Regions from separate parts of the Homo sapiens genome. Here region 1 is linked to region 2. Evidence: read pairs that join two places in POLR2A ChIA-PET (ENCODE). Cell type or tissue: OCI-LY7. All regions are shown on one strand. Links, peaks and the distances in the headings refer to the core of each region. The heading gives the core; the rest is flanking DNA. Region 1 holds the start of KILH (KRT19 interacting long noncoding RNA in hepatocellular carcinoma). Region 2 has its middle 39 kb from the start of GCM1.

Evidence for each region. Peaks named below come from ENCODE experiments on the same cell type or tissue, not always from the same donor. Only the 100,000 strongest peaks of a DNase experiment are listed, where the experiment ranks them.
Region 1: POLR2A ChIA-PET joins it to region 2 with 7 read pairs; 4 of 35 experiments call an interaction of 5 or more read pairs at or near these places.

The regions. Positions count from the first base shown.
Region 1 is chr6:53,565,643-53,581,690 of GRCh38, forward strand. It overlaps KILH (KRT19 interacting long noncoding RNA in hepatocellular carcinoma), which reads right to left and starts at 7,633. Exons shown (of 4, transcript NR_110840.1): 1 at 7,558-7,633; 2 at 3,781-3,963. RefSeq lists an enhancer at 7,392-7,892. In OCI-LY7, for the core only: no CTCF peak of the experiment used is centred there; no DNase peak of the experiment used is centred there.
Region 2 is chr6:53,180,141-53,196,188 of GRCh38, forward strand. No RefSeq gene overlaps it. Among named protein-coding and RNA genes, the nearest start is that of GCM1, 39 kb to the left of the region's middle. In OCI-LY7, for the core only: no CTCF peak of the experiment used is centred there; a DNase peak (open chromatin) is centred at 8,191; H3K4me3 peaks cover 447 bases; H3K27ac peaks cover 372 bases.

The sequences.
Region 1 (16,048 bases), core at 7,066-11,065, 390 kb after region 2:
TAATTTTTGGGTTTCAGAAGGATATCTATGTCATGTGCTGGTGGAGGAAGATACAGGGTAAGACCAAATGGCAGATTGGTTAGGAGTTGAATCACCAATCACTTGAAGTAGAGGCTTGAGAGATTAAAGTAACTTGAGAGTTAGCATGGCTAGAAGACTCTCAAGTGATGATTTCTTTTTAAAGGAAATTTTTCTCTAAATACAATCCTTAACATAAATCCATGGAAATAAAACAGTATCATTTCATAATATAATTCACCAAAATTCATGGTATCAAAAATGAAAATTCTCTGTCTAGAGATGTCTCTCAAACACACAACAAAGCCATTTTGTCCTGTCTAGGAAAACCCAATGTAACTTTTGTGAGCGATCATGAACCATTTCCGTGTCCAGGGAACTAATCACTGCTTATGCTGTGTTCAGTAAGGTCAGGGGCACAATCCTGTAGTTGTAGGCATTTGTGATGGGGAAATCTGGTAGTTTTTCTGAGTCATAATTTGATTGCAATGGTGATGGCAATAGCTGAAACTTTGACTGTGAGAATTTGTCCTTGAAGATAAATTATTATTGAGGTTACATCTGGCACTATTTTCTTTTTTTCATTATGCAAAACAAATAACTAAGAATATGGTCAAACCCCGTCTACTGAAAATACAAAAACAAAACAAAGCAAAACAAAACAAAGCAAAACAAAACAAAACTAGCTGGGCATGTGGGCATGGTGGCGCAGGCCTGTAATCCCAGCTTCTCAGGAGGCTGAGGCAGAAGAATTACTTGAACCCGGGAGGAGGAGGTTGCAGTGAGCCAAGATCGTGCCACTGCACTCCAGCCGGGGCGACAGAGCGAGAGACTCCGTCTCACAAAAAAAAAAAAAAAAAAGAAAAAAGAAAAGAAAGAAAGAAATATTTTACAGTTGTTTTTAAATGTTTAATAGCTTGGATTATATATATGTTCATAAACCTGCTGTCAAGTTAGTACCAGTGTTGATCTGGGTTGCAAGGAACTTAGTTTGAAAGTTTGGATAATACGTAAAGTGCCACAGTTATATAACTAAGGCAATTATCTGTCAGTTAGATTAAATTTGTGTTTGTTTATTTAACAAATACTAGGCACCCACTCTGTATGGGTCCTGTTTTCGGTGCTGGGGATATTGGGTGAATGAGAAAGGCAGCATTTCTGCTGTCATGAAGCTTTCCTTCTAGAAAGAGAAGACAGAAAATAAACACAATACATTGGACCACTTTAGGTGCCATTTTGAAATAATAGAGAGCACCTGTTGTTATGAATGTGTCAGACTGTCTTCTGGTTAGTTTTGCTAATAATTTACCTACAGGTGCAGTGACTCTGCAGGTTAAAAGAGCTGCCAGCTCTTAGAGAATTTTCCTTTGCTCCTGCTGAAGATAAAATCGGAGAGTTATAGTAGAGAATTTTTTTTCCCCATTTCCCTTCGAGTAGGGCATACAGCATCCTTCTTAAATATGGAGTGGGTTAATCAGCATGAATTATAATTGAAAGACAGATGCTTTAGTTCTCTTTGAGAATCCCTAGTTTCTGTTATGAATCTATAGTTCCTTAGAAACACAGTATTTAACCAATGCCTAAAGCCTGAAGGGTTTATGAGAGATTTATGAGATTTACTCAGCACGCCAAAATAGTGTCATAATGTTAAAGAAATTCGACTGATATTTTAAATTGACTTACCATGTTGTTACGTGGTGAAGGTTTTTATTTTTTTCAGAATTTACTTGGGATAAAAACAATAATGAGTGACATGCCTTTGATAGTATTACACTATAATCTTTAGAAGACCATGCTGATATAAAGTTCCAGGCACAGGATGGTAGAAAACATAGAGAATGTAAAACAAGAGGAAAAAGTACAAGTAGTCATGTTTTTCAGAAATCTGGTACATTTGATGATGTCAAATATGTAAGAAACAAATAATTCATATTAGTATATTATACTCAAAGTTGCTTATAAATCCTGTTTTTTTCCCTCATAAGAAAATAACATAAATTCTGCTTAAAGATAGACTCCCCAATAAGGGTTTCTTCTCTTTTATCCATTCTTGTATTTTCTAGATGTAGAAAGGAGGTTCAGAGTCATTACATTTTAACTACAGTAATATGTTTTGGGGTTTCCAAGTTTTAGTTTTCAAGTTATGGCTGGTTTATACAGCTTCAGGGCTGTTCTGTATTCAGATGATTATAAAGTGATTGGTTTGAAAGGCCAACGTAAGTCTGCAAATATTTACTTCAACTTTTAAAGTCTGTTAACAGCTCAATTCAGGTAACATGTTGTTGCATGATTAAAGAAAGCTAAGTTTCCTTTAACTGTACTTAGAAAGAATACTGTTGAAGTAATAAACAACAATGGCTATTATGTTTTTTTTTTGAGGCTTATAGTTTTAGTAATCGCATTAGTAACTGCATTCCAGAGGTCCAGAGCTTAGAAGGACCTACAAGCTGTAGTAGAGATTGTGAAAAATTACCAGAAACAAAAAAGGAGAAAGACAGAGACAGTGAGAGATGAAGAAAGGGAGAGGGGAAGGGAAGGGAAGACCAACAGCCTGGATTAGGGGTTTGGATTTCTTACTTACTAGTTCATTCATTAAGTCATTCATTTCTTCTTTCAAAATATTAGTGTGCTGGTGAAGACTTTAAGCAAATAAGTGAAACTCTTAGCCGAAGTTCTGGGAAAAAAATAATTTTTTTTTTTTTTTTTTTGAGACGGGGTCTTCCTCTGTCACCCAGGCTGCACTGCAGTGGTGCGATCTCAGGTCACTGCAACCTCTGCCTCCAGGGTTCAAATGATTCTCCTGCCTCAGCCTCCCGAGTAGCTGGGACTACAGGCACCCACGACCACACTTGGCTAATTTTTGTATTTTTAGTAGACAGAGTTTCACCATGTTGGCCAGGCTGGTCTTGAACTCCTGACCTTGGGTGATCCACCCACCTCAGCCTCCCAAAGTGCTGGGATTACAGGCATGAGCCACTGTGCCCAGCAAGATTTTTTTTTTTTTTTTAGTAAGAAAAACTGGAAAGGATAATAATTCTGTCTATGTCTCACAGTTATTGTGAGGCTTAAACAACAACATATATGAAAATGCTTTGGAAAAATTCTCTAGAGAAGAAAGTTCTCCACAGGTGCTATTAATAAAAGGCACATGCCCATTTACCATCTTATTTCTGAAATCATATTTGAGGTATTTCAAGCAGCCTCCAGTGGGGCTCTGGCCCAGTAGCTCATAGTGCGAGATGAACAACATGTTTATCTTGTAAGAAAGCTAGCAGAGTGTCTTAATATTTCAGCTGAGTGTATGAGGGGACAGTTGGAGCAGAGCAATCTCTCTTGATTAGTGCAAAAAACTACTGATTTGCATATTTAAGATATGATATCTCATTGTATGGGAAGAAGTTGGGCAAATGATTCATCTGGAAAAGATCAAGGAGGCTGATTCATTTAATTCAGGGCTTATTTATGCAAAGCTGTTTTTGAATGTTTGCAGATCTGGATCAAATAATTATGGCATTAATTGAGACATTAGTATGTGTTCATCATTGGGTTCAAATTCATAAGCATCCTGTTATTTAATTCTCACTACAGCCATATGAGGTGAACAATAATATCCTCATTTTGCCATTGAAAAAAATAAATTTTGATGACTTAAGCATTTTTTTTAAAGTTTACATATCTAGTAATTGGCTCAGGGCTCTCCTGCAAAGTTAGCTGTTGGCTCTGAGAATACTGGGGTCAGTGACCTGGGGTCAGTGATCTTACCTGCACCCCGTCCCTATTTACTGTAGCATTTGCAGAAGATGCTGTGTTCCTTCTCACCTCCTGTGATGGTGGCATCATCCTGGATGGCAGCTCTCCCTCTAGTTAGGTCAGTCTATCTCTTGCTTCTCAGTGATGCTCTAGTTTCAGCAGTCAGTGAATACTCTGCAGGGGTTAATGGAGGAGCTGGGAAGTGTAGGGGTTCAATAAAAGGAAAGATGCAGAAAAAGGAGTAAAGTAAGGGGACTGGGGAAATATGAATAGATTTAATGAATATTTATTAAGTGCCTACTAGGTATCTGGTACCGTGCTAGGTACTGGGACAAAATAACAAGCAAAAGGCAGGATATTTCTCATGGAGCTTATAGCTTAGTTGGGTGGGAGGAGACTAGTGTTAAATGAAGAGCCACATAAATGAATGCACTGTTCCCGGAATGAACCAAGGATCAGGCTGCTTATTCTCACGGCCCAATAACGAGATGCAGATGAACTGGGAAAGAAGAGAGTTTACTTCTGTAACCGGGTATAGAGAGAAGGCCGGGAAAATATCAGCAGACCAACTCAAAATTACAGTTTTGCAGAGCTTATATACCTTCTAAGCTACATGTCTACGTGTAAGTGTGCATTCATCGGAAGACATAAGTTATTAATTTCTTCTAACCTATAGCTAAAGTCTGTGGCCTAAAGACCTTCCTGTGGAGCCTCAGTAAATTTACTTAATCTAGATGGGTCCAGGTGCCAAAGGTAATTACCCTTATCTTGTCTCCTTGCTAAATCATGGAGGTTTAGGGAGTTCCTTCAGACCCCAGTAAAACTTGTTTAATACTAAACGGATCTTGTTAAGAATTCCTTTGTTATCTTGTCATGCTTCAAGGCCCAGGAAAAGTCTAGGCAAAACTCTCAGTGGGCTTTTGTTACCTTCCAGCCTTTGTATAAGGACACTGGCTCTATTACGTTTGTTGTTGTTGTTGTTTGTTTGTTTGTTTGTTTGTTTTTGAGAGGAAGTCTTGCTCTGTCGCCCAGGCTGGAGTGCAGTGGCATGATCTTGGCTCACTGCAATCTCTGCCCACTGCAACCTCCGCCTTCAGGGTCAAGTGATTCTCCCGCCTGGGCCTCCAGAGTAGCTGGGATTACAGGCACCTGCCACCATGCCCGGCTAATTTTTGTATTTTTGATAGAGATGGGGTTTTACCATGTTGGCCAGGCTGGTCTCGAACTCCTGACCTGAAGTGATCCACCCGCTTCAGCCTCCCAAAGTTGTGGGATTACAAGCATGAGCCGCTGCGTCCGGCCTTCTATCAACTTATTTATTTATTTATTTATTTATTTATTTTTTGAGGCAGAGTCTCGCTCTGTCCCCCAGGCTGGAGTGCAACGGGCGGGATCTCGGCTCAATGCAAGCTCCGCCTCCTGGGTTCACGCCATTCTCCTGCCTCAGCCTCCCGAATTGCTGGGACTACAGGCGCCCGCCATCATGCCTGGCTAATTTTTTTTTTTTTATTTTTTAGTAGAGACGGGGTTTCACCCTTATAGCCAGGATGGTCTCGATCTTCTGAGCTCGTGATCCGCCTGCCTCGGCCTCGCAATGTTTTGGGATTACAGGTGTGAGCCCGCACCCGGCCTCTATCAACTTTTTAATATTTAACTTAACACTCAGTCAGTGCTGAAACAGTTGTCATGGAGGCCTGCCTGTTCAGCTGTTAGTGAGACCCGGCCTGCTACAGCACAATTTAAAATTGTGAGGTTCCATGACGGTGAAAGAGGGCTATGACAAAGAATAAGGGGAAGAAGATATAGTTTAGATAACAGGGGTGTGTTTTTCAGAAAAGGCCTCTCTGAGGAAATCGTGTTTAAAATGACATGTTTATAAACTGTGTTTGAATACTGAAATACTTGTATATTGATAATTCTAAAATAATACAACTATTAGCCTTTGAAATTTGTAGTTAATAGTAGGAAATACATTTATTTTTATTACTTATGCACAGTTTTCTTACCATTTTTAAAAGTAAATTGTAGATATAAGTGAATACTTCTATATATGCTTTAGTTATAAAATTTAAGGAACTGCTATTTGATTATCTTCATATCACCTGGAATAAGCCATGAGCATTACTGATTTTTACAGATAAAATATCTTTTGTTTTGTGAAGGATTTTTCTGTATTTCCCAATTAACTGTTTCTATATATACAATAAAAATTATCTTCTCACCATTCAGTGTGTCTGTTTTAAGGTTAATATTGTACCAAATATGGACTAATCCTCATTTCTAAAGCTTATGTAACCACATAGTGTTTTATGTCCAATAAAATGTTATTTATGTACTCGGTTTACAACATATCTAATTTTTCATAGAGGAAATGGACATTTTGGCAACGTTTAATGGTGACAAAATGAAACAGAATCTTTTTTTTTAGAAAAATAAAATATGTACTTTCTACCTTTTGGATATGAATTTTCACTTGTTTTCTACTGACAGTTACTTCTCAAATAGTGTACATTACAAATAAAGTTATCATAATTAGTGGGAAAGAATATTGATCAAAATATTTTATATTCCATCTTTACCTCTGTTCAAAAACTTCACGTAAAATTGTATATGTACATTTCAAAATGTAAAAGTAATGTTTGTAAGGATCTTCACAATTATCAAAGCATTAAATGTACCATTTATTTTTTATTTACTGAATAAAAGGGAAGTTTATTAAATGGTACAAATATCACATTTTCTCTGTTTTGATACTTGTTTGTTACAGTTTATAGTTTATGCTATCTGAATCCAGGATTTTTTTTTTTTTTTTAATAGAGATGGGGTCTCCTTATGTTTCCTGGGTTGGTTTCCAACTCCTGGCCTCAAGTGATCCTCCTGAATAGTTGGTATTATCGGCATGCATCACACCAACTGGCCCTTTTTAAATTATTGTTATTATTTTAATTTTATTTTTTAAACTAAAAAAATTTTTTTGAACTAAAAGTAGATCTGCCATTTGATCCAGCAATCCCACTAGTAGGTGGGAAAAGAAGTCATTATATGAAAAAGATACTTGCACATGCATGTTTATAGCAGCACAATTTGCAATTGCAAAAAATATGGAACCAACCCAAATGCCCATCAATCAACAAGTGGATTAAGAAAATGGAATACTACTCAGCCATAAAAAGGAACGAAATAATGGCATTCGCAGCAGCCTGGATGGAATTGGAGACTATTATTCTAAGTGAAGTAACTCAGGAATGGAAAACCAAACACCGTATGTTCTCACTTATAAGTGGGAGCTAAGCAATGAGGACACAAAGGCATAAGAATGATATAATGGACTTTGGGGACTTGGAGGAAAGGGTGGGATGGGGTGGGAGGGATAAAAGACTACACAATGGGTACAGTGCACACTGCTTGGATGACGGGTGCATCAAAATCTCAGAAATCACCACTAAAGAACTTATTAATGTAACCAACCACCACCTATTCCCCAAAAACCTACTGAAATTTGTAAAAGAATCAAATACAATACAATAAAATATGTAAAATTAAAAAAATTTTTAAATAGGGATGGGGTCTCACTATGTTGCCCAGGCTGGTCTCAAACTCCTGGTCTCAAGCGATCCTCCAACCTCAGCCTCCCGAAGTGCTGGGATTACAGGCGTGAGCCACCATGGCCGGCCAGATGCTGACTGGAGTTTAAATTCAGGATTTCTTTTATGATCATTGTTTATTATTAATGTTAGGAGTAAATTTTTTTTTCAAAAAAGTCTTATTTAAATCGATGGCACAACTTACAATTAATGGCATTTTAGAATTGGCATCATATGGCATGATTTATATTTTGTCAGCAGCAAGCCTTGATTTCATCCACCTGGAGTAGAAAATGAAATACTATTAAATTTTAATGTCCAGCTTTCCATGGTTCTTCTCCCCAGGCTGTGATCCCTTGAACTCTCCCTCATCCTCCACTTTCTCACGATTCTCGTTCGGTATTTCTGGGAGTCCTGGACGGCGTGCCTTACACCAGGTTTATAACCCGCTCCTCCCCTGGAGGTACCTGCTGCTAGCTCTCCCGCTCTGTTCCTGGCCACGCCCACTGCACTTCCGGTGGCCTGAAGGAGGATCACATGAGACATCCCGGGGTCTGGCTGCATGCAGTCCCCAGAGGCTGTCCCCTCAGCACTGTTTAGTAGTCGGGTTCTCGGCGACTTCAGTCTAGTCCCCAAGGCTTGCTCTCCTTCGTCCAGGAGCAGCTCTGCTCAAAGCCAAAGGGTCTCCAGGTGTCTCAGGGAAGCTTCTGTCACAAACTTACTGCAACCTTTGCTTTCCAGCCTTCCACACACACACAAGTCTCCATGGAATCACAGGGCAGTTGCAACTCCCCTTTCAACAGGAAAACTGCAACAGCCTCCCTTCTACCCAAAAGGCATCACGTCATTTAAAAGAAGGATGAGGCAGGGCAGTCAGTAATAACAATGGCAACCACAATAGGTGTCACTCCATTTTGATGTTAGGAAACTCAACAGAGAAAATCAGAGAGGTTGAATGAGTTGCTCAAGGTCACAGACCTAAGAAAACCATGCTCAGGATTTGAACCAAGGACTGCCTCTCTCCAAACACACCTATGCCATCTCCCATAAAAGGACTGGATTTTTTTCTGTCCCATGGCTGTTTTTACCTCTTGCTGAGCCTATCAGCTGAGGTACGTAGGGTAAGGTGTGGGGAAGCACAAACTCCTCCATGTGCAATGGGTTGAAACACCTATTCCACATTACTGCTGTTGTTGCAGCAGGGATAAAGGGGGGGGTCGTGACCTACCAAAAGGCCCCTGAATTTATTTTTCAGCTTTTAGCTTATATTTTTGTTTCTATTGTACCATTTGATGCATGCACTTAAGTGCCTTTAAAAAGGAAACTCCAAACAGCTGAGAAAGAAACGTTATAAAATTGATGACATCTTTTTTTTTTTTTTTTTTTTTTTTTTTGAGACAGAGTCTTGCTCTGTCGCCCAGGCTGGAGTGCAGTGGCATGGTCTTGGGCCACTGCAATCTCCCTCTCCTGGCCTCAAGCAATTCTCCTGCCTCAGCCTCCTGAGTAGCTGGGACTACAGCCACCTGCCACCACACCCAGCTAAGTTTTGTATTTTTAGTAGAGACGGGGTTTCACCATGTTGGCCAGGCTGGTCTCAAACTCCTGAACTCAGGTAATCTGCCCGCCTCAGCCTCCCAAAGTGCTGGGATTACAGGCATGAGCCACCGCACCCGGCTTGATGACATCTTTTATGAAATCCTTTTTATGTTTTCAAGTGAATTTGGGTATTTTGTTTTATGTTTTCAAGTGAATTTGGTCAGTTTTCTCCCTTGAAAGAACCAATGCAATGCAATTTATTCATTCAGACTTTCTTTTCCTTTCTCTTTCCCTCCCTTCCTTCTCTCTGTCTTTCCCCCATTTATCATCTAGGAGACACCTGCATTACAGTGTTTGAAGCAGTTCTAAGCATTATGGGATACAGAGATGAATATAACTGATACCTGTCCTAGGATATTACACTGTAAAGAACTGGATCTTTAGAGCAGAAGGCAAATACAGAAAAATTCTAATACCAATTATAAAAGGATAAATACTTAAGCAAATCTGATAAGTGTGATGTTTTTTGTTTTGTACATAGATTACTCTCCACTGAGAGAGAAGAGAGCAGGGCACTAGGGAAAGCATCTTGAGGAGATGGTGTACGGGGTAGATTTGGAAGGATGGGTAAGAAGTTGTTATGCAGATATGGAGCATGGGCAGAGTTTAGGGCAGTAGAACCATCAGAAACTGTATGATGGGATCAATGAAGAATAGGCTATACATGGTGAAATGAATGGAATGCTTACATCCCCCCTAAATTCATATGTTGAAATCCTAACCCTTAAACTGATGGTATTAGGAGGTGAGGGCTTTAGCATGTGATTAGGTCATGAAGGTAAAGCACTTGTAATTGGAATCAGTGCCTTTACAACAGGGACCCCAGAGAGCTAGCTAAACCCTTCCATGATGCAAGAACACAGCAAGAAGGCACCCTCTATGAACCAGAAAGTGGGCCTTCACCGGACATGGAATCTGCTGTGCCTTGATCTTGGACTTCCTAGCCTGTAGAAATGTCATAAATAAATTTCTGTTGTTTATAAGCTACCCAGGTTATGGTATTTTATTATAACAGCCTGAAATAGACTAAGACACATGGTCAACAATAGATATTTAATTTTGATGGGATGTTAGTTTTTCAAGGTGGGTGAAAAAATAAGCTTAAAAAGGTAGGCCAAGACCAAATTTAGGAGACCTTAAATCCTTAAATGCCAGCCTTTGGACTGACATAGGACTTTTTTTTTTAGAGTCTCATTCTGTCACCCAGGCTGGAGTGTAGTGCCGTGATCTTGGCTCACTGCAACCTCCGCCTCCCAGGTTCAAGTGATTCTTGTGCCTCAGTCTCCTGAGTAGCTGGGATTACAGGCATGGTGTGCACCACCACGCCTGGCTCATTTTTCTGTTTTTAGTAGAGACAGGGTTTCGTTATTTTAGCCAGGCTGGTCTCCAACTCCTAGACTCGAGTGATCTGCCCACCTTAGCCTCCCAAAGTGTTGGAATTACAGTCATGAGCCACTGCACGTGGCCTGTTTTGTTTTTCCTGTTTTCATTTTCCAGTTTTCCTGTTTGTTGAAGATTGGTCCAATTATACTCCTTAGTTTATTTCATACTTTGGCCAATGGTCTGTGTTAGGCTCCTCCTTCTCCATCATTCATTCATTTTTATTTTCTTTTATTTCTGCCTTTGATTTCCATCCCCATCACCCACCAATGGCAGCAATTCTTGGGCACTTGATATTTATGCTTTTCTTTGTATGTGTCTTTATTATATAAATACTATTGTATGCATGCTTTAAAAATATTTTTCTGCCAATCGCGGTGGATCATGCCCAGCACTTTGGGAGGCTGAGGCAGGCAGATCACTTGAGGTCAGGAGTTTGAGACCAGCCTGGCCAACACAGTGAAACCCTGTCTCTACTAAAAATATGCAAATTAGGCCAGGTGCGATGGCTCCGCCTGTAATCCCAGCACTTTGGGAGGCCAAGGCGGGCGGATCATGAGGTCAGGAGATCGAGACCATCCTGGCTAACATGGTGAAACCCCGTCTCTACTAAAAAAAAAAAAATTAGCCAGGCGTGGTGGCGGGTGCCTGTAGTCCCAGCTACTCGGGAGGCTGAGGCAGGAGAATGGCGTGAACCCGGGAGGTGGAGCTTGCAGTGAGCCGAGATCGTGCCACTGCACTCCAGCCTGGGCGACAGAGTGATACTCCATCTCAAAACAACAACAACAACAACAACAACAACAACAAAAAAAACGAAAATTAGCCAGGCGTGGTGGCACGCCTAGAGTCCCAGCTACTCAGGAGGCTGAGGCAGGAGAATCGCATGAACCCAAGAGGCAGAGGTTGCAGTGGGCTGAGGTCGCCTCACTGCCCTCCAGCCTGGGCAACAGAGAAACAGACTCCGTCTAAAAAAAAGAATAATAAAAAGTAAAAATAAAAAATGGAAAATCTCAAACACAAAAAAGTAGAATATTATAATGAACTCTCAATTATCTACCATCCAATTGTAATAATGATAAATTATTGCCAAATCTTGGTTTATCTCTATCCCCATCCACCCATTCCTTCCCCTCAGGTTATTTTGAGGAAAATCACAGATATTATATTATTTCATCTGTAAATATTTTAGTATAAATCTTTAAAAGATACGGGCTTTTTGGGGAGGAAACATAACTTGAATGCTATTATCTTCCTTAAAAAAGGTGGTAAAGGCTGGGCACAGTGGCTCGTTCCTGTAATCCCAGCATTTTGGGAGGCCGAGGTGGGAAGATCTCTTGATTCCAGGATTTTGAAACCAGGCTGGGCGAGATGGTGAAACCTCATCTCTACAGAAAATACAGAGAAGTTAGCTAGACATGGTGGTGTGGGCCCGTAGTCCCAGCCACTTGGGAGGCTAAAGTGGGAGGATTGCTGGAGCCCAGGAGGTCAAGGCTGCAGTGAGCTGAGATAGCACCACTGCTCTCCAGCCTGGGTGAGAGAGCAAAACCCTGTCTCAAAAAAAAAATTGTAGTGAAAATTTTGAAAATATTTCTTAAATAAGTGGTGTTCACATTTCCTCAGTATTTCTGCAAAATATCAGAGGATGTTAAAATTATTAAAATGTATAAATTTGGGCTGGGCATGGTGGCTCATGCCTGTAATCCTAGCACTTTGGGAGACTGAGGCAGGTGGACACTTCAGTTCAGTAGCTCAAGGCCAGCCTGGGCAATACAGGGAGATCCCGTCTCTACAAAAAATACAAATAATCAGCTGGGCATAGTGGCTCGCACCTGTGGTTCCAGCTACCTGGGAGGCTGAGGTGGGAGGATTGCTTGAGCCCCAGAGGTTGAAGCTGCAGCGAACTGTGATTGCACTACTGCACTCCAGCCTAGGCAACAGAGTGAGACCATGTCTCAAAAAAAAAAAAAAAAAAAGAAAATCTATAAATTTGGTGAGTTGCCCTGAAGAGTTGGAACTAAGACTTCTTCGGTTATGTTGAGGCTGGTTCTGGGAACATTGGAAATACTGCAAACTGGAACCAACTGTTGCTACTGGAACAATACTGCTACTACTGGGGAGAATAGGGTTGGTGTGATGGTAATGGTTCCCTTTTAGATTTTTCGGTTCTTTAGAACCCGGCTAACTCTGTTTCTGCCTCCTGTATGGACTCACCCTGATGCTACCAACTCATGTCTTTTTGTCTCCTCCTCTCCACTACTGTGTTGATATTATTTAGAATTTTAGTTCTGGATTATTATGCTATAAATATATTTTTATTTCTCTCTCTTTTCTTTGTTCATTTTTGAAAATAAAAACAGCATCTGAATTTCATATGTCTTTATCAGATAAAAATTCTATTTTTCATTTATTATGTTTTTTGTTAAAAAACAGCTTTATTAAGGTATAATTGACATATAATAAACTGCAAATATTTAGAACGTATGTTTTGGAAAGTTCTAACGTAGGTATACACTCTTGAAACCGTCACCCTAATCAAGATAATGAGCATACTTATCTCTACCTTCCCCCTCCCGCCACCGTCAAACTTCCTTGTGTTGCTTTGTAACCCTGCTCACCCACGCCTGCCTGCCTGTTTCCCCTGTTCCCAGGCAACGACCCATCTTCTTTCTATCACTATAGATTAGTTGCATTTTCTAGAATTTTTTATAAATGGTTAAAACAGTATGTACTCTCTTTTATCTACATAGCATAATTATTTTGATGTTCACTTATGTTGTTGCATGGATCAATAGTTTATTCTTTTTATTGCTGAATAGTATTTCATTATATAAATGTGCTACAATTTGTTTATCCATTCGCCTAGTAATAGACATTTGGATTATTTCCAGTTTGGACTATTACAAATAAATTTGCTATGAACATTTATATACAAGTCTTTTGTGAACATATGCTTTTTTTTCTCCTGAGGTAATTCTTTGGAGTCGAATTCTGGATCATCTGGAAGGTGTATATTTCACTTATTTATTTATTTATTTAGAGACAGGGTCTTGGTCCGTTGCTGAGGCTGGAGTGCAGTGGCATGATCTCGGCTCACTGCAACCTTCACCTCCCAGGTTCAAGTGATTCTCATGCCTCAGCCACCTGAGTAGCTGGGATTACAGGCGTATGCCACCATGCCCAGCTAATTTTTTTGTTTTTAGTAGCGATGGGGTTTCGCCACGTTGACCAGGCTGGTCTTAAACTCCTGTCCTCATGTGATCCGCCCACCTCGGCCTCCCAAAGTGCTGGGATTACAAACATGAGCCATTGCCCCTGGTCTGTATATTTACCTTTTTGGGAAACTGCCAAACTATTTCTAAAGTAGTCATATTAATCTGTTCGCTTTGCTTGAGGCTGGGTAATTTATGCAGAAGGGAGGTTTATTTGACTCACAGTTCTGCAGGCTGTACAAGCATGGCACTTTGCATCTGCTCAGCTTTTGATGAGGCCTCAGGAAGCTGTTACTCATGAGGTGTAGGGGGAACAGGTGTGTCACATGGTGAAAGCAGTAACAAGAGAGATGCCAGGCTTCTTTAAACAACTAGCTCTTACACAAACTAATAGAGAAAGAACTCACTCATCACCAACGGGATCGTGCTAAACCATTCATGAGGTATCCGCTCCATGATCAAAATACCTCCCACTAGGCCCCACCTCCAACATTGGCGTCACATTTCAGCATGAGATTTGAAACTATATAAGTAGTTGAGTCATTTTACATTCCAACTAACAGCATGTTAGAGTTCTAGCTCCTTTAAAGCTTTGGCAACAGTTGGTATGGTTAGTGTGTGGTGGTATTTTATTACGGTTTTAATTTCCATTTCCCTAATGACTATTGGTGTTGCCTGTCTTTCATGTGCTTATTTCCCATCCATCTACCTTCTTTGGTAGAGTATCTGTTCAAGATAAACCACATTGTGCACCATAAAATGTCTCAATAAGTTTAAAAGGGTTTAAGTCATATAAAGTGTGTTTTCGGACCACAATGTTATTACATTAGAAATCAGTAACAGAATAATATCTGAAAAATCCCCAAATATTTGGCCCCAGTGTTGCTGTTAAGAAATCTGCTGCCAAATCTTCTTGTATCTTTGGAGGACATATGCTCTTTTTTTCCTGGAAGCTTTTAGTATTTTCTCTTTCTCTTTGTTCTTAAATGTGCAATAATCTTTCTAGGTTCTTAATCTCTCCTATTTGGCATGCAACCCTTTCCATCTGACTTCTTTTATCTTTAATTTAGAGATAATTGTTTTTGTTATTCTCTTAAATATTTGTCCTCCCTTTATGTTCTCTTCCTTTGGACTCCTGTTTTCAGGATGTCAGCATGTCTACTTTTATCCTCCATGGTATTTAACTTTTTATTTCTGTATTTCTCTCTTTATCTTTTTTTCTGCCTTCTGAAAGATGTCCTCAGTCTGCTCTTTCAGTTTTACAATTTTTCCTTTGGCTGCATTCAGCTTGCTATTTATCCCATCTAGGAGTCTTACTTGGAAGCATAATTTTTTATACTTTATGTATAATGTCTGTCTGTCTTTATGACTTTTTTCCTGCTTCCTATTACCAGTAGCTTTTTGACAATATTGATTGTGCTTATTTTGTTTCAGTTGTTTGAGACAGTCTCACTCTGTCACCCAGGCTAGAGTACAGTGGTGCAATCTCAGCTCGCTGCAAACTCCACCTCCCAGGTTCAAGTGATTCTCCTGCCTCAGCCTCCCGAGTAGCTGGGATTACAGATGGCCACCACCATGCCCAACTATTTTTTGTATTTTTCGTAGAGACAGGGTTTCACCATGTTGGCCTGAGTGGTCTTGAACTCCTGACCTCAAGTGATCTGCCCACCTCGGCCTCCCAAAGTGCTGGAATTATAGGCATGAGCCATCGTGCCCAGCGTGGTTGTGCTTATTTTAAATTCTTAATTTGTTTGTTCCAGTATTTCTGCTTGATATCGTGTATGTTCAGTGTGTGTTTTTCTTTTTGCAGTGGTTCTAACCTCAGGTATTTTAAGCTGTGAGCTGATGTTCCCCTGGAGTTATCAGGTACCAATGTGACATACCAATACCAGGTCCTACTTTCTGTGTTCCTTATGGTTTTAAGATTAAGGAGTTGAGTCCCAGAGAGTCCCTTAGGTGTTGGAACGATAGTCAACAAGCCATCTGTTGCCCCTCCACTAGGCATTACTCTGCTAGGGATTCTCCTCTAAAGCCTTTGAAAGGGAGCCGGTAGTCATCTCATAAGTGATGCACCATTTACCACACATGAGGAGGACTGGAGGAGTGAGTGCTCAGGGAAGCTGGTCAGCCTCCCCTTTTTAGCGTGGGTGATTGCTGCTGCCTCCTGACTCACAGTGGTTATGGGACAGGCAATGGTCCAAAGGAAAGAGGAGAGAAAAGGAGAGCAGAACCTAGCAGCACTCTACCTATTATTCTAACTCTGCATTCCTCCCCACCCAAAGTTTATGATGGCCTTTAGTGTCTCCAGGAGTTTCTCACAGTTTTTTTCTAGGGCTGATTCCCCAGGGCATCTGTGGCCTGTGCCTGATCTTGTCTGTACTTCAGGGGCCAGCAGTGGGGGATAGGTTACTGAAAGTTTTTGAGTTTTGCTGTGAGAAGATTAATCTTTCAGCAGAGTGCAATAAAAGGAGGAAGGAAACCCTGTTACTAGTTTAAGTAAGCAATAATGGA
Region 2 (16,048 bases), core at 5,857-9,856:
CACTTTAAATTCACAGCAGCAGCCCTTGAATAGGGCCTTCCTGCTGCCTGGTGAATCGTCCTACTTAGATTCCCCTACTCCATTTACACTGTATTTCATGCCTGTGCCAATTTCCTCAAATCTTCTGTATATTCTCCCTCATCCCCATCCTCGGGGTCCTACTTCACTGAAAAAACCGAAGCACTCAGGAGAATTTCCTGATTCCCCTCACCACATCCGTCCAACTTGTTTGTACCCATCTATGTTAACTTCTTGTCCATGACGTAGATCAGGGTAGGCAAACTATTGGCCCTGAGCCAAATCCAGCCCATTGCCTGTGTTTGTACAGCTGGCTAGCTAAGGATGGTTTTTACATTTTTAAATAGAGGAGAATTTTTTTTTCTTTTTGAGACAGGTTCTCACCCTGTCTCCCAGACTGGAGTGCGGTGGTGCAATCTTGGCTCACTGCAACCTCCGCCTCCCAGGCTCAAGCCATTCTCCTGCCTCAGCCTCCCGGGTAGCTGGGATTACAGGCATGCGCCACTACCACCCAGCTAATTTTTTAATTTTTGGTAGAGACGGGGGTCTCACCATATTGGCCAAGCTGGTCTCGAACTCCTGACCTCAAATTCAAATGATCCACCTGCCTCGGCCTCTCAAAGTGCTGGGATTACAGGTGTGAGCTACCACACCCAGCCTGAGGCAAATATATTTTATGACATGTGAAAATTATATGAAATTAAAATTTCAGCAATCCTAAATAAAGTTTTATTGGAACACAGCCATGTCCATTCATTTTGTATTGCCTATGTATTGCTTTAGAGCTGGGACCATAAAGTGGTTTCAATAGAAACTGTATGACTCACAAATACTAAATCATTTACTATTTGGTTCTTTATAGAAAAAGTTGGTGGGCATGGAGGCGCACGCCTATAATCCCAGCACTTTGGGAGGCCTAGGCAGGAGGCTGTCTTGAGCCCAGGAGTTTGAGACTAGCCTGGGAACATAGGGAGACCCCATCTCTACAAAAAATTTAAAAATTATCTGGGCGTGGTGGTGCATACCTGTAGTCCCAGCTACTCAGGAAGCTGAGATGAGGATCACTTGAGCCCCAGAGGTTGAGGCTCTAGTGAGCCTTGATTGTCATGCCACTGCACTCCAACCTGGGCAACAGAGCAAGATCCTGTCTAAAAAAGAAAAAAGGAAAAGTTTGCTGATCCCTGCCATAGACTATATGCTCCAATCCAAGGCCAATAATTCGCATCCCTCTCCACTATTCAAGGATATTGCCCTACTAATTCTACCTTATCCTGTGTCATCATTTTTCATTAGCATACCAAAAGGCTGTTATTTCTCCAATCTTTTTTTTTTTTTTTTTTTGAGACAGAGTCTTGTTTTGTTGCCCAGGCTGGAGGGCAGTGGTGCAATCTCAGCTCACTGCAACCTCCACCTCCTGGGTTCAAGCGATTCTCCCACCTCAGCTTCCCAAGTAGCTGGGACAACAGGTGTGCACCACCATGTCTGGCTAATTTTTGGATTTTTAGTAGAGACGGTGTTTCACCATGTTGGCCAATCTGGTCTCGAACTCCTGACCTCAAGTGATCCGGCTGCCTCGGCCTCCCAAAGTGCTGGGATTACAGGCGTGAGCCACTACACCCAGCCTATTTCTCCAATCTTTAAACAAAACAAACTCTTCCTTGGCTTGCCCCTGCCACCATCAGTGAGTGCTCTTTTTGGCAGCAAAAAAATCCCTAAAGAATAAACTGTACTTGAGGTCCACAATTCTCCAAATTTCTCTGAAAACATTCTCCATCACTACCGAAACTGCTCGCTAAGTTACCAATGACCCCCACATGCTAAATCCCACAGCCATTCTTGGTCTCCTCTCATCTTACCTGATCGTTGGGCAGGCAGCGTGTGACACGGTGGCTCACTCTTTGTGCTTCCAAGCACTTTCTTCGTGCTGCTTCCGAGACACCACACCCTCTTGATTTTTCTCCTCGATCCTGGATGCTTCCTTGTCGTCTCCTTTCCTTGTTCCTCTTTTTCCGCTCTTATCACGGGAGGGCTCCAGGACCTCTTGCCAGACTCTTCTTGCTTTCCCCTTCATAGACTCTTTCTGTCTCACCCTTTAAATTATCTCTGTCATGCTGATGACTCCCAAATATATGCCTGCAGCCCAGACCTCACTCCTGAGCTCCCTGCTTCACTGTTGAGCCCCCTACCTGTCGTCAACACATGAGCATCTGTGTTGCTCATGTGTTGAGCTCGTGTGTTGACAACTCAAAATCACCATTCCAGGAACAACCGGGGCGTCTGCACTTGATTACCACTCTCTACTTTCACCCCCGACACTGTAGCCCCTGTCCCCTCAAAGGATCACTGCCCCTAAGGAAAGTATTTCAACACTGTGATGTGATTTTTTTTTTTTTTGAGATGGAGTCTCACTCTGTCGCCCAGGCTGGAGTGCAGCGGCGTGATCTTGGCTCACTGCAACCTCTGCCTCCTGGGTTCAACCGATTCTCCTGCCTCAGCCTCCTGAATAGCTGGTATTACAGGCACCCTCCACCAAGTCCAGCTAATTTTTGTATTTTTAGTAGAGACGGGGTTTCACCATGTTGGCCAAGCTGGTCTCAAACTCCTGACCTCAGGTGATCCATCTGCCTCGGCCTCTCAAAGTGCTAGGATTATAGGCCTGAGCCACTGTGCCCGGCCTGTGATGTGATTTTTAAGATTTCCTTTCATAGGCAATTTCCAAGCAAAGCTTAATTGGACCAATCCACCACAGATCACACTGCAGATTTTCCATGTTAACATTGTGGATGATTTTTAATCAATAAACGCTGGAGATTTCTTCTCACCTGTCTCACCACTTGCCCAAGCTGCCAAAAACCTGTGGTTCTGTGTGCCAGGCCTTCACTTTGCAGTAAAGGATGGAGTAAGGGAACTCTGTGGGCCTCAGAAGGTGGGTGCCAGAGAGGGGGCTGCAGGGCTTACCAGTAGGCAGCCCCACCTGGTCCAGGGGAGCTGGAGGCAGAAGCAGGGTCTCTGTCCTCATGACTCTCCGGCTGACTTTAGGCCCTGAGGGGCGTGTGCAGAGCTCAGGGCTCCTGTGTGAGGGAGGACGTTCTTGACTCTGAGCCAGGTGAAGCCAGTGTGGGGGTGCTTACAAATTCGAGCAGTAAGAGAGGAGGTTCTGGGAGCTTCCAGCCCAGGATAGAAGCCTCCATGGCTTCTGGCAACTGGGTGTCCAGACCCAGGTAGTAGGGTAATTTTGGTGACAACAATGTGCCCGTCCCATTGAGTGTTACACCCCTGAATGGGTGAAAGACTCAGGGCTAGGCCTATGTGACCTGATGTGAAATTTCTGTCAAATAACAAAATTTTTAAGTGGTTTGCTAGGATTATTTCTATATTGAAAGTTTCTGGCTGGGCGAGGGGGCTCTCGCCTATAATCCCAGCACTTTGGGAGTCCAAGGCCAGTGGATCGTTTGAGCCCAGGAATTCAAGACCAGCCTGGACAACATAGTAAGACCCTGTCTCTACAAGAAATAAAAAAATTAGCCGGGTGTGGTGGTGCATGCCTGTAGTTCCAGCTACTCAGGAGGCTGAGGTGGGGGGATCACCTAAGGTTGAGGCTGCAGTGAGCTGAGATCACGCCACTGCACTACAACTTGGGTGACAGAGTGAGACCCTGTCTCAAAAAAAAAAAAACAAAAAAAACCTTCTAATTATACTTTAAAAACTACTAAAGGTTCAAATTGCCCCCTAAAAGACAAAACAATATTCTAGTCGAACACTGAAGTCCAGCTTCCTCTCATCCCCAACCTGTCTTCCTTCCCTCAAATACTGGCAACCTGTCCTTCCTTCCTCACAGTCCTACATCCTTGTAATCATCTTTGGTCACTCTTTCTCTCAAGCTCCACCTAGCATCTGTGAGGACATTGTGTTGACTTTGCATTCACAGTGAATCCAGCACCTGACATTTCTCACCCAATCTCACCTCACCTCATCAGTCTGAGCTAGATGACTACAATCCTTCCTAATAGTTCTCCCTGCCTCCTCCCTTGTCTGATAGTCTCCTCCCCACCAGAATAATCCTTTCAAAAGGACATCAGATCCACACCCTGCAGTGGCTCCCCACTTCCCTCAGAGCCAACGCCCAAGTCCCTTAGACCGCTTCCAAAGCCCTTCTTGATCTGGCAGGCAGCCCCACCAGCCCTCACCTCTTCTGCCCTGTCTCCTGTCATTCTCCCTAACTCACTCAGCACAACACATTGGCCTCCCTGCTGCTCAGGAGACAGGCCTGTCTCCACCTGGAGACCTTTGTGCTGGCTGTTCTATCTACCTGGAATGCTTTTCCCTAGATAGCTGCTAGGCTCACCTCTTCATCACCTTACAGTCTACTCAGATGTCACATTTCAGTGTGACCTACCCTAGCCTTCTGACCCGTCAGCCATACCCACCATCTGACATCACTCTATCAACTTGCAATATATTATACAGCATATTTACTTATTATGCAGTTTAATAGAGCATTATCTTTACAAGGCAACATGTTTTTATCTATTTTGTTCATTTTGATTATTTTGGTCCAAGTGCTTGGAACTAAAAAGCATTCAATAAATATTTGTGGAATGAATGAATTGAATATCTACTTGTTAAACGACTTCACCTTCATGTTTTTACTTAATTTTTCAGCCACCTTGAGAGTTATGTGTTACTCCATTTTACCTATAAAGACAGCAACCTTTAAAAAGTTTAAGTAACTTATACAAATCACAAGTTACTAAGTTGAAAAGTGAAATTGGGGACCAAGGTGTTCTTTTTCACCTCATAACTAGTGTCGTTTCCAGGCTCTCCATGTGGCTGCGTCCCACTTTGGTATTTGTGAGAATCAAAGGAAAGTCAAGTTCATTCACACCAAATTTCTTTCTTTTTTTTTTTTTGAGATGGAGTCTCCGTCTGTTGCCCAGGCTGGAGTGCAGTGACACAATCTCTGCTAACTGCAAGCTCCACCTCCCAGGTTCACACCATTCTCCTGCCTCAACCTCCCAAGTAGCTGGGACTACAGGTGCCCACCACCATGCCCAGCTAATTTTTTGTATTTTTTAGTAGAGACAGGGTTTCACCATGTTAGCCAGGATGGTCTCGATCTCCTGACCTCGTGATCCGCCCGCCTCGGCCTCCCAAAGTGCTGGGATTATAGGCGTGAGCCACCGCGCCCGGACGTTTCACACCAAATTTCTGTAAATCAAGGCAGAACTTCCCAAAATAACCGCTAAGGAAAAGTTAGAAGTGGGCACTTACTCATAATTATAAATGCATTTGTTCTTAAAATAATTCACACATTTAAATAACAGAAGTTTAAAAGTATTAAAATAGGTAGAAATCATTAAAAAATATATAAAGAAGTAAACATATAACAAATCACTTGCTTTTATCAGGTTTAAATATATCCTTGATGGAGTTGTGGTTAAAAAGAATCAAGATGAACTTCATGGGCCTGGCGCGGTGGCTCACTGCTGTAATCCCAGCACTTTGGAAGGCTGAGGCAGGTGGGATCACCTTAGGTCAGGAGTTCGAGACTAGCCTGACCAATATGATGAAACCCCGTCTCTACTAAAAATACAAAAATTAGCCAGGCATGGTGGCAGGTGTCTATAGTCCCAGCTACTTGGGAGGCTGAGACAGGAGAATTGCTTGAACCCGGGAGGCAGAGGTTACAATAAGCTGAGATCGCACCACTGCACTCTATAGAGCCTGGGTGACAGAGCGAGACTCTAACAACAACAACAACAAAAAACAAGAACTTAATGAAGTCTGATTGGAGGTTCAGGAAAAGTGATGGTTTTTTTTTTTTTTTTTTTTTTTAAGAGTGAAGGAAGGCGAAAAGAATAAACCAAAAAAAGTCATCTAAATAATTTGGACAGATGACATTCCCTAGTCTGCTAGAGGCTGCTGATCTCAGAGAATCGTCCTTTGTTTTAAAAAATCTAAAGACTATTGCCGGGCGTGGTGGCTCACGCCTGTAATCCCAGCACTTTGGGAGGCCAAAGTGGGCAGATCACCTGAGGTCAGGAGTTCGAGACCAGTCTGGCCAACATGGTGAAACCCCATCTCTACTAAAAATACAAAAAATTAACTGGGCGTGGTGGCGGGCACCTGTAATCCCAGCTACTTGAGAGGCTGAGGCAGGGGAATTGCTTGAACCAGGGAGGCAGAGGTTGCAGTGAGCCAAGATCATGCCACTGCCCTCCAGCCTGGGCAACAGAGTGAGACTGTCTCAAAAAAAAAAAAAAAAATCTAATGACTATTTAGCCTTTGTCTTTGGGACAACTAAAGGCTATATAGTCCAAATAGAGATTATCTTTACCTAGAATAGAAAACCGGAACAAAACCAGTAGAAAAGCTATTACCTTCTCATCCCAGGGCCTGTCAACCTAAAACCCAAGCTCCTCCCATTCCTGTGCCTGGAAAGCCCTCAGATTTGCATCAGAAACTTTGGAGAAGGTTTCCTTTGGTTCACATGGCAAACTGAAAAGTGGCTGTGCTAAAGGGTACACTCATCCCACCAATCTGTAGATATGGCTTTAATTAATTTGCCCCAAGATTTATGGGAAGAGAGGAAGGAGACAGTTTTTTTGTTTTTCTGTTTTTTGCTTTTTTTTTTTTTTTGAGACAGAGCCTCACTCTGTGGCCCAGGCTGGAATGCAGTGGCGCGATCTCAGCTCACTGCAACCGCCACCTCCCAGGTTCAAGCAATTCTCCTGCCTCAGCCTCCCAAGTATCTAGGATTACAGAAGCCTAGCGCCATGCCTGGCTAATTTTCATATTTTTAGTAGAGTCAGGGTTTCACCATGTTGGCCAGGCTGGTCTTGAACTCCTGACCTCAGGAGATCCACCCGCTTGGCCTCCTGGAGTGCTGGGATTACAGGTGTGAGTCACCACACCTGGCCTGAAAAGGACAGTTTTATGTGTCACCATGACTTCCCATTTAAAATCAATATAAAAACTGTAGCATCTCTGCTGGTTAATCATTAAATAAAAGAAGCATTACTGGTATAGCAATATTGGTATGATGCATTTTTAAATCACACGCTGCAGATAACTGATTAAGTGCTGTCATTGCTCTAACAATGCAATGTACAAAAGGATAGCCAGGACACTTCGCAGGGCCTCAAGAGCCTCCACCTGTATTTCTTCCTCATTCCTCCCAAGTTTACTTGTCGCAGGTAGAAAAAACAAGAGGCGGCTGAGGGCGGTGGCTCACGCCTGTAATCCCAGCACTTTGGGAGGCCGAGGCAGACAGATCACCTGAGGTCAAGAGTTCAAGACCAGCCTGGCCAACATGGCGAAATCCCGTCTCTGCTAAAAATACAAATATTAGCCAGTTGTGGTGGCTCACGCCCGTAATCCCAGTTACTTGGGAGGCAGAGGCAGGAGAATCACTTGAACCCGGGAGGTGGAGGTGGCAGTGAGCCGAGATCACGCCATTGCACTCCAGCCTGGGCAACAAGAGTGAAACCCCATCTCAAAAAGAAAAAAAGAAAAAGAAAAAACAAGAGACAACCACCTAAATAACCCAATGGAATAGGAGGGTGTGGGGTCAGGGCCATTAAGCCTGAACTGCCCCACCTGCCTAAGATAATTGCATTTGAAGGGATCCTTGAAATGGTTAAACACACAAATTTTGGAGAAGAATTTAAGTGATTTCCAACCTGGAACTCTGTAATCCCAGCTACAGGCAGGAGAATCGCTTGAACCCGAGAGGCGGAGGATGCAGTGAGCCAAGATCGCGCCACTGCACTCCAGCCTAGGCGACAAAGCGAGACTCCGTCTAAAAAAAATAAAAAAATAAGCCGGCCGGGCGCCATGACTCACGCCTGTAATCCCAGCATTTTGGGAGGCTGAGGCGGGCTGATCACGAGGTCAGGAGTTGGAGACCAGCCTGGATAACATGGTGAAACCCCTTCTCTACTCAAAATACAAAAATCAGCCGGGCGTGGTGGCAGGCGCCTGTAATCCCAGCTACTCGGGAGGCTGAGGCTGGAGAATCACTTGAACCCGGGAGGCAGAGGTTGCAGTGAGCTGAGATTGCGCCACTGCACTCCAGCCTGGGTGACAGAACAAGACTCTGTCTCAAAAAAAAAAAAAAAAAAAAAAAAAAAGCTAAAGAGAAGCCGGAAGTGCTTCCTCTGAATGAAAAGGTGAAAGTTCTCAGCTTAAAAGAAGAGGAAACCATCGTATTTTGAGGTTGCTAAGATCTGCAGTAAGAAGGAATCTTGTATCCCTGAGATCGTGAAGAAAGAAAAAGAAATTCATGCTAGTTTCGTTGTTGCATCTCAAACTGCAAAGCTCACAACAGTGTGTGATAAGTGCTTAGTTAAGGAAAAAAAAAACATTGAAATGTGTGGGTGGAGGTCATAAACAGAACTGTGTTCCGCTTGATGGCGATCAGGTTCAGTGCTATGGGCAGTTTCAGGCTCTGAACTTATCCCCTGTGGATAAGGGAGCGGGAGGGCTACTGTCATCCCTTTTCAGGAATCAGTTGCAGAAGAGATGTCTCTAGAACTCCTCCCACCAAGGTGAAGCTCCACCAAAAGCACCAAGAACCATAATACTGGTATGTCTGATCTGGTTTTGTTTTTGTTTTTGTTTTAGAGACAGAATCTCACCTGTGACCCAGGCTGGAGTGCAGTAGCTCACTGCAGCCTAAAACTCCTGGGCTCAAGAGACCCTTCCAGATCTCTTGGGACCGTAGGGTCCCAAGTAGGACCACAGGCATGCACCACCACACCCGGCTAATTTTTTATATTTTTTGTAGAGACAGGGTCTTGCTTTTGTTACCCAGGCTGTGATCTGTTTATTAAAATATGTCACTAGAGGTTAGAGCTACATCTCCTACTATTCTGCCTAGTAAGCATAATTAAGTAAAATATTCACTAAGTATAATTAAGTAAGTATTCATTTAGTGAAATAACTGAGTAGGAATCTAAGAACTAGGTTCCAGCCTAATCTATACCCAATGTGTAAGATATTACATGGGATCTGATCCTTAGCAAATGTCTTTATATTGATCCACAGTAGATCAACAGAATATATTTTTTAAAGACCTGTTCAAAGTTTTAGACAACTAGGGCCAGGCGTGGTGGCTCATGCCTGTAATCCCAGCACTTTGGGGGGCCGAGTTGGGTGGATCACAAGGTCAGGAGTTTGAGACCAGCCTGACCAATATGGTGAAACCTCGTCTCTACTAAAAATACAAAAAAAATTAGCCGGGCGTGGTGGCACATGCCGGTAATCCCAGCTACTCAAGAGGCTGAGGCAGGAGAATTGCTTGAACCCAGGAGGCGGAAGTTGCGGTGAGCCGAGATCATGCCACTGCACTCCAGCCTGGGCGACAGAGGGAGACTCCGTCTCAAAAAAAAAAACAACAAAAAAACACAAAACTAGATCATACAAAGTTAAAATATAACTTTCTTGAGAGTCATGATTATATTTAGCAACTTAAATCATTGCCACTGAAAAGCTTGGCTTCAGTTTTAAGCAACTAATCTAAAAGCTATGGCACAGAGCTTGCAAGGTGTGGGCTCTAAAGGGTTACATTACATAGCTAAATCATATAGTTGCTTGGCTGCCTTTATGCTAGACATCAAGTCAGGCAACTGGAATTCAACTCCTGGCAACCCCATTTACTACTTAGCTCTTGGACAAGTCACTTAATCTCCTTGCATTTCATCTGTAAAATAAAAATGATAATACATTCCTGCCTCATTCCACCACTAATGTAGGTGGAATAACATAAGTATGCAATAACTCTAAGACTCTAAGGCTCTGTGAAAATGTTAGTTATTTTTAACGTAAACTACAATAATGGTCAAAATGGCCAATATTGGCCAAAGCCACACAGGATCCTTCCCAATCCCTTGAAATCACCTTCTGATAACATTGTATATTATTATATTTTATATATTTCTAGTAGATGGACACCCACCTTCCACCCTCAAGTACACCCCAGCGCCTGTTGTTCACCACCTAGTGTCCATGTGTTCTTGATGTGTAGCTCTGACTTATAACTGAGAACATGCAGTATTTAATTTTCTGTTCCTGTATTAGTTTGCTTAAAATAACGATCTTGTTCTTTTTTTTTTTTTGAGATGGAGTCTGGCTCCATTGCCCAGGCTGGAGTGCAGTGGCACGATCTCGGCTCACTGCAAGCTCTGCCTCCCAGGTTCACGCCATTCTCCTGCCTTAGCCTCCAGAGTAGCTGGGACTGCAGGCGCCCATCACCACGCCCGGCTAATTTTTTTTTTTGTATTTTTAGTAGAGACGGGGTTTCACTGTGTTAGCCAGGATGGTCTCTATCTCCTGACCTCGTGATCCACCTGCCTCAGCCTCCCAAAGTGCTGGGATTACAGGCGTGAGTCACCGTGCCCAGCCAATCTTGTTCTTTTTTATTGGCTGCATAGTATTCCATGGTATATATGTAACCACATTTTCTATCTTTTTTTTTTTTTTTTGGAGACAGAGTCTCGCTCTGTTGCCCAGGCCTGGGCGACAAGAGTGAAATATGTCTCAAAAAAAAAAAATTAGCCAGGCATGGTGGAACATGCCTGTAGTTGCAGCTACTAGGGAGGCTGAGGCACAAGAATCATCTGAACCCAGAAGGCAGAAGTTGCAGTGAGCCGAGATGGTGCCACTATACTCCAGCCTGGGCAATAGAGCGAGACTCTGTCTCAAAAAAAAAAAAAAAAAAAATAGAAAATGTGATTACATATATACCATGGAATACTATGCAGCCATAAAAAAGAACAAGATCATGTCTTTCACAGCAACATGGATAGAGCCAGGGCCATTATCCTAAGCAAACTAATGCAGGAACAGAATATTAAATACTGCATGTTCTCAGTTATAAGTGGGAGCTACGCACAAGAATACATGGACACTGGGAGGTGAACAACAGGTGCGCTAGGGCATACTTGAGGGTGGAAGGTGGGAGCAGAGAGGGGATCAGAAAAAATACCTATTGGGTACTATGTTCATTGCCTGGGGACAAAATTTTCTGTACACCAAACCCCTGTGACACACAATTTACCTATTTAACAAACCTGCACATGTACCATAAACCTAAAATAAAAGTTAAAAAAATGGGAGAAAGAGAGAGAAAAGAATCTGGTAAAGCTTTCTTTTTCTTTTTTTTTTTTGAGAAGGAGTTTCGCTCGTCGGCCAGGCTGGAGTGCAATGGCACCATCTCAGCTCACTGCAACCTCTGCCTCCTGGGTTCAAGCAATTCTCCCACCTCAGCCTCCTGAGTAGCTGGGATTACAGGCGCCTGCCACCACCATGCCCAGCTAATTTTTTTTTGTATTTTTAGTAGAGACGGGGTTTTGCCATGTTGGCCAGGCTGGTCTCAAACTCCTGCCCTCAGCCTCCCAAAGTGCTGGGATTACAGGCGTGAGCCACTGCACCTGGCCTCTAGGTGTATATACTTCGGTAAATAAATATTGATATTCATATGCATTAAAATCCTTGGAAGAATAAAAAAGAAACTTGTTTTAGGAAGGGAATGCTGGGTAGATGGGGGACAAGTGTAGAAAGAAACTTCACTCTGTAATTTTCTCTTAGTTTTTTTAGACATAGGAATGAATTACACATTCAAACATTTTTAAAAATAAACAATTTGGCTGGGCGCGGTGGCTCACGCCTGTAATCCCAGGATTCTGGGAGGTCGAGGTGGGTGGATCACCTGATGTTAGGAGTTTGAGACCAGCCTGACTAACATGGTGAAACCCTGTCTCTACTAAAAATACAAAAAAAATTAGCCAGGCATGGTGGCGCATGCCTATAACCCCTGCTACTTGGGAGGCTGAGGTAGGAGAATCAGTTGAACCTGGGAGGTGGAGGTTGCAATGAGCCGAGATCGCGCCACTGCACTCCAGCCTGGGCAACAAGAGTGAAACTCCGTCTCAAAAAAAAAAAAAAAAAAAAAAAAAAAAAAAAAAATAATAATAATAATAATTTAAATATGAAATGAAAGTAACTCTCTTCTAAAATTCTTATAGTGTGGTTTCTTGGTGGCCACCAAAACCCTTGTCACAACTAGCTCTGGGAGTTGAAGATGTATAGGAAGATAAGTGGTTTATTTTGCTATTTAATCAACTTTAAGTCTCTAACAAGTATACTTTGATTTAATGAAAATGGCAACTCAGCAAAGGATTTAGGGCTGTAATTCAGGATGAAACAAACAGGTTGTGATGAGGAAACTCCCCTGCCTGAGGGGTGTCCTGAGAGGGTCAGAGGCTCCAGTCTAGTGAGATAGGAAAGGAAATGCATTTGCCAAAACGGAATTTAAATTTTTTTTTAACTCTTATTTTAGATACAGGGGATACATGTAGATTTGTTACATGGGTATATTGTGTGATGCTGAGGATTGGGATACGGATGATCCCATCACCCAAGTAGTGAGCATAATTTTTCAAACCTTGTCCCCTTTCCTGCCTGCATCCAAAATAGAAATTTGAAAATAATTCTCCACACACTGCAGTGGATGTTGGCAAGGGAACACCATTGTTTCCTACTTAACCCTTGCTGGATGTGTTTAAGAGTTCTTACCAGATTGCTGGCAGCAAAAACACTAATGTATTCATTCATTTACTTAGATCAATACAGTCCGATTCTTTGCCAAAACCCCTGTGTTACTGCTTGTCCTGTCTCTCGAACAGGGTGTTCTGGTCAAATCAAGAGGAGATCAAATGTCTAGGCCTTCACTTTCAGCAGCTGGAACTGAGTTGAAAAAGAGAGACTGCCCTCTGAAGCGAAATCACAAAACAAAGGTGAAAGGAGAAGGCCATCAACAAAAGAAAAAGAGAAGCTGAATTTATTATCTTTTTGTTTTTCTCCCTGAGGCAATGGAAACAGATAGCAGAGGCGTGGCTCTCCAGGCGACTTCTGTGCTTGCCTGGTCAGCACATACAGGGCATTCTTCCTAGCTTCCAGCCTGCTCTGCAGAGTCCTCCCCTCCTTCCTTCCTCCCAACCTCCCTCCCTTGCTCTCTTCCTTAACTCTTGGCTTCATTCTGGGTTTTTTTGTTTGTTTGTTCTAAATTCTGTTTGCTCTTCGTTCTGTTTTTTCGTTTGTCCTAAAAGTCAGGTTTATTAAAATATAACTTACATAGAGTGAAATTCACCCTCTTTAGGTGTACAGTTCTATAGTTTTATAACCACCCAGATATAGAGCATTTGCATCAAGACATAGACCATTTCCAACTGGGTATGGTGGCACACACCTGTAGTCCCAGCTACTCGGGAGCCTGAGGTGGGAGGATGGCTTGAGCCCAGGAGTTTGAGGCCGCAGTAAGCTACGATCATGCCACTGCACTCCAGCCTGGGCAACACAGTGAGGCCTCATCTCTCAAAAAAAAAAAAATTTATAATAAAAATAAAATATAACAAATTAAACTTAGCTACAAATAGTTTCGAAACTGCTCTCTGGGAAACAGTTCTCCACCTTTGACATTTAATTTTATAATAAAAAAACATTTCCATCACCCCTCAAAATTCCCTGTGCCTCTTTGCAGTCAGTTTCAACAGATGGTCTCTGTTCAAAGTCATCTCTGCTGCTTATTGATTTTGTGCTGTGGACAAATGACTTGGCTTCCCTGTGCCTCCGTTTCTATATTTTTTAAGTGGGGATAATGATACAAACTAGTTCATGGGGCTGTTGTGAGGAGTAAACACTCAAAAATGACTTGTCATCATCATTATTGTGTGCATAGTTGGTGCTCTATAAACAACAGTTTGTCATGTGGGCAGGCACATGCTGAAACATTGGTCTGTTGCATACTTGCTTCATGTTCAAGAGTCTGGCACCAGCATACAGTTGGTTTTCTCTAATTCATAGGATTTTATGATCCCAGAACTGATGGGTACAAGAAATTAACTAGTCCAGTCCCCTGCCTTCCATGACAGGATAAAATATTGTTGTTCTCATCTTAAAGAGTAGCTCACTGGGCCGTCAAAGGCAAATCTGTTCACCTAAGGGGTAGAAAATGGAAGATTTAATGGAAAATGAGAAAGATCAGGCAAGGGATACATTGCTCAAGGTAATCATAACAGCTAAGAAATGCTAAAGGAGGAACAGATTTCAGATTTCCTGCTTCCAAATCTAGAGCTCTTTTGACTACATTGTAGCATTAATAGATGTATCCTTTCTAGATCTTTGGTTGTAGTTAGTGACAGTAACTGTAACATTGAGCAAAGACTAACATTAATAGATGTATCTTCTCTAGATCTTTGGTTGTAGTTAGGGACAGGAACTGTAGCATTGAGCAAAGACTAAATTAACATTAATAGATGTATCTTCTCTAGATCTTTGGTTGTAGTTAGTGACAGTAACTGTAACATTGAGCAAAGACTAATATTAATAGATGTATCTTCTCTAGATCTTTGGTTGTAGTTAGTGACAGTAACTGTAGCATGGAGCAAAGACTAAATTAACATTAATAGATGTATCTTCTATAGATCTTTGGTTATAGTTAGTGACAGTAACTGTAGCAAGGAACAAAGACTAAATTAGAAGGGGAAAACTTGCAAGGCCAGTTTGGACAGTTCACTTCTGCAGCAGTTCATTTGCTGTCAGTTTTGTTGTAGTCTTTTTTCCTGCCTTTCCCTAGTAAATATTTCCAGTAGAAAGAGAGAAAATACAGCTTGAGCAACATGGCAAACCCTGTCTCTACTAAATATATAAGAAATTAGCTAGGCACAGTGGCGCACGCCTGTAGTCCCAGCTACTTGGGATACAGAGGTGGGAGAATCACTGAGCCCAGGAGGTCAAGGCTGAAGTGAGCCGAGATCATGCTGTGGCACTCCAGCCTGGGAAACAGATGTGAGATCCAGAAAGAAAAGAAAGAAAGGAAAAAAAAAAGAAAGAAAAGAAGGAGGAAGCAAGGAAGGAATATAAGAAAGAAAGGAAAATAAAAGAAAAGAAAGAAGAGAAAAGGAAAACAAATGCAGGAGGTAGGAAGGAAAGGAGAGGAGCGGAGAGGACAGGAGGGGAGGGGAGGGGAGAGGAGGGGAGGGGAGGGGAGGGGAGGGGAGGGGAGGGGAGGGGAGAGGTGGCCAGTCGTGGTAGCTCACGCCTGTAATCCTATCACTTTGGAAGGCTGAAGCAGGAGGATCCCTCGAGTCCAGGAGTTCAAGACCAGCCTGGGCAACATAGGGAGACCCTGTCTCTATTAAGAAAAAAAGAAAGAGAAAGCATACTTTTTCCTGCTTGAATATCTGTATGAGTAGCTATGGGGCTGTGTTCAGGCCTGGGAATGAGTAGTCTGTCACCCACATACCTGAATCTCTACCTGTGGGGCCAGACACTTTAGGATACCGTAGGATGTATTATCTTCAGGAAAACACCACCTGATCACCCAGACCTAACCCTAAGGCATGCGCGCCTTACCTTTCCTGCCCCCACCAGCCCTAGCACCTGAAAAACAACTTTGAGAGAGTTTTTTCTCTTCAGCCAAGCACCCAATTGCTTCATTAAAGTGCAAACAGACCCTAAAAGAGGTATGACAATAATTGTACTAAGTAACAATGACTCAGTGTTCCTCCAGTCATTCTGATTAAATTTAGGAGAAGATCCCTAACACTTGTTAATTATCCTTTTAACAAAAGATCCCACCCTTCAGCAGGCAAAGGTATTAAACTAGATTTAAGAATACTGTTTTATTTCTGTGGTATTTATTTTAAAGTTACTTTCTATTTGTGGCAAATACTTTTCATTTTACGATGTCATATAAATTTTCCTTTTTTTCTTAATTTTTGAGACAGAGTCTCACTGTGTCGCCCAGGCTGGAGTGCAGTGGTGCGATCTTGGCCCACTGGAGCCTCCACCTCCCGGGTTCCAGCGATTCCCCTGCCTCAGCCTCCCCAGTAGCTGGGATTACAGTTGCACGCCACCACACCCAGCTAATTTTCGTATTTTTAGTAGAGATGGGGTTTCACCATGTTGGCCATGCTGGTCTCGAACTCGTGACCTGAAGTGATCCGCCTGCCTCGGCCTCCCAAAGTGT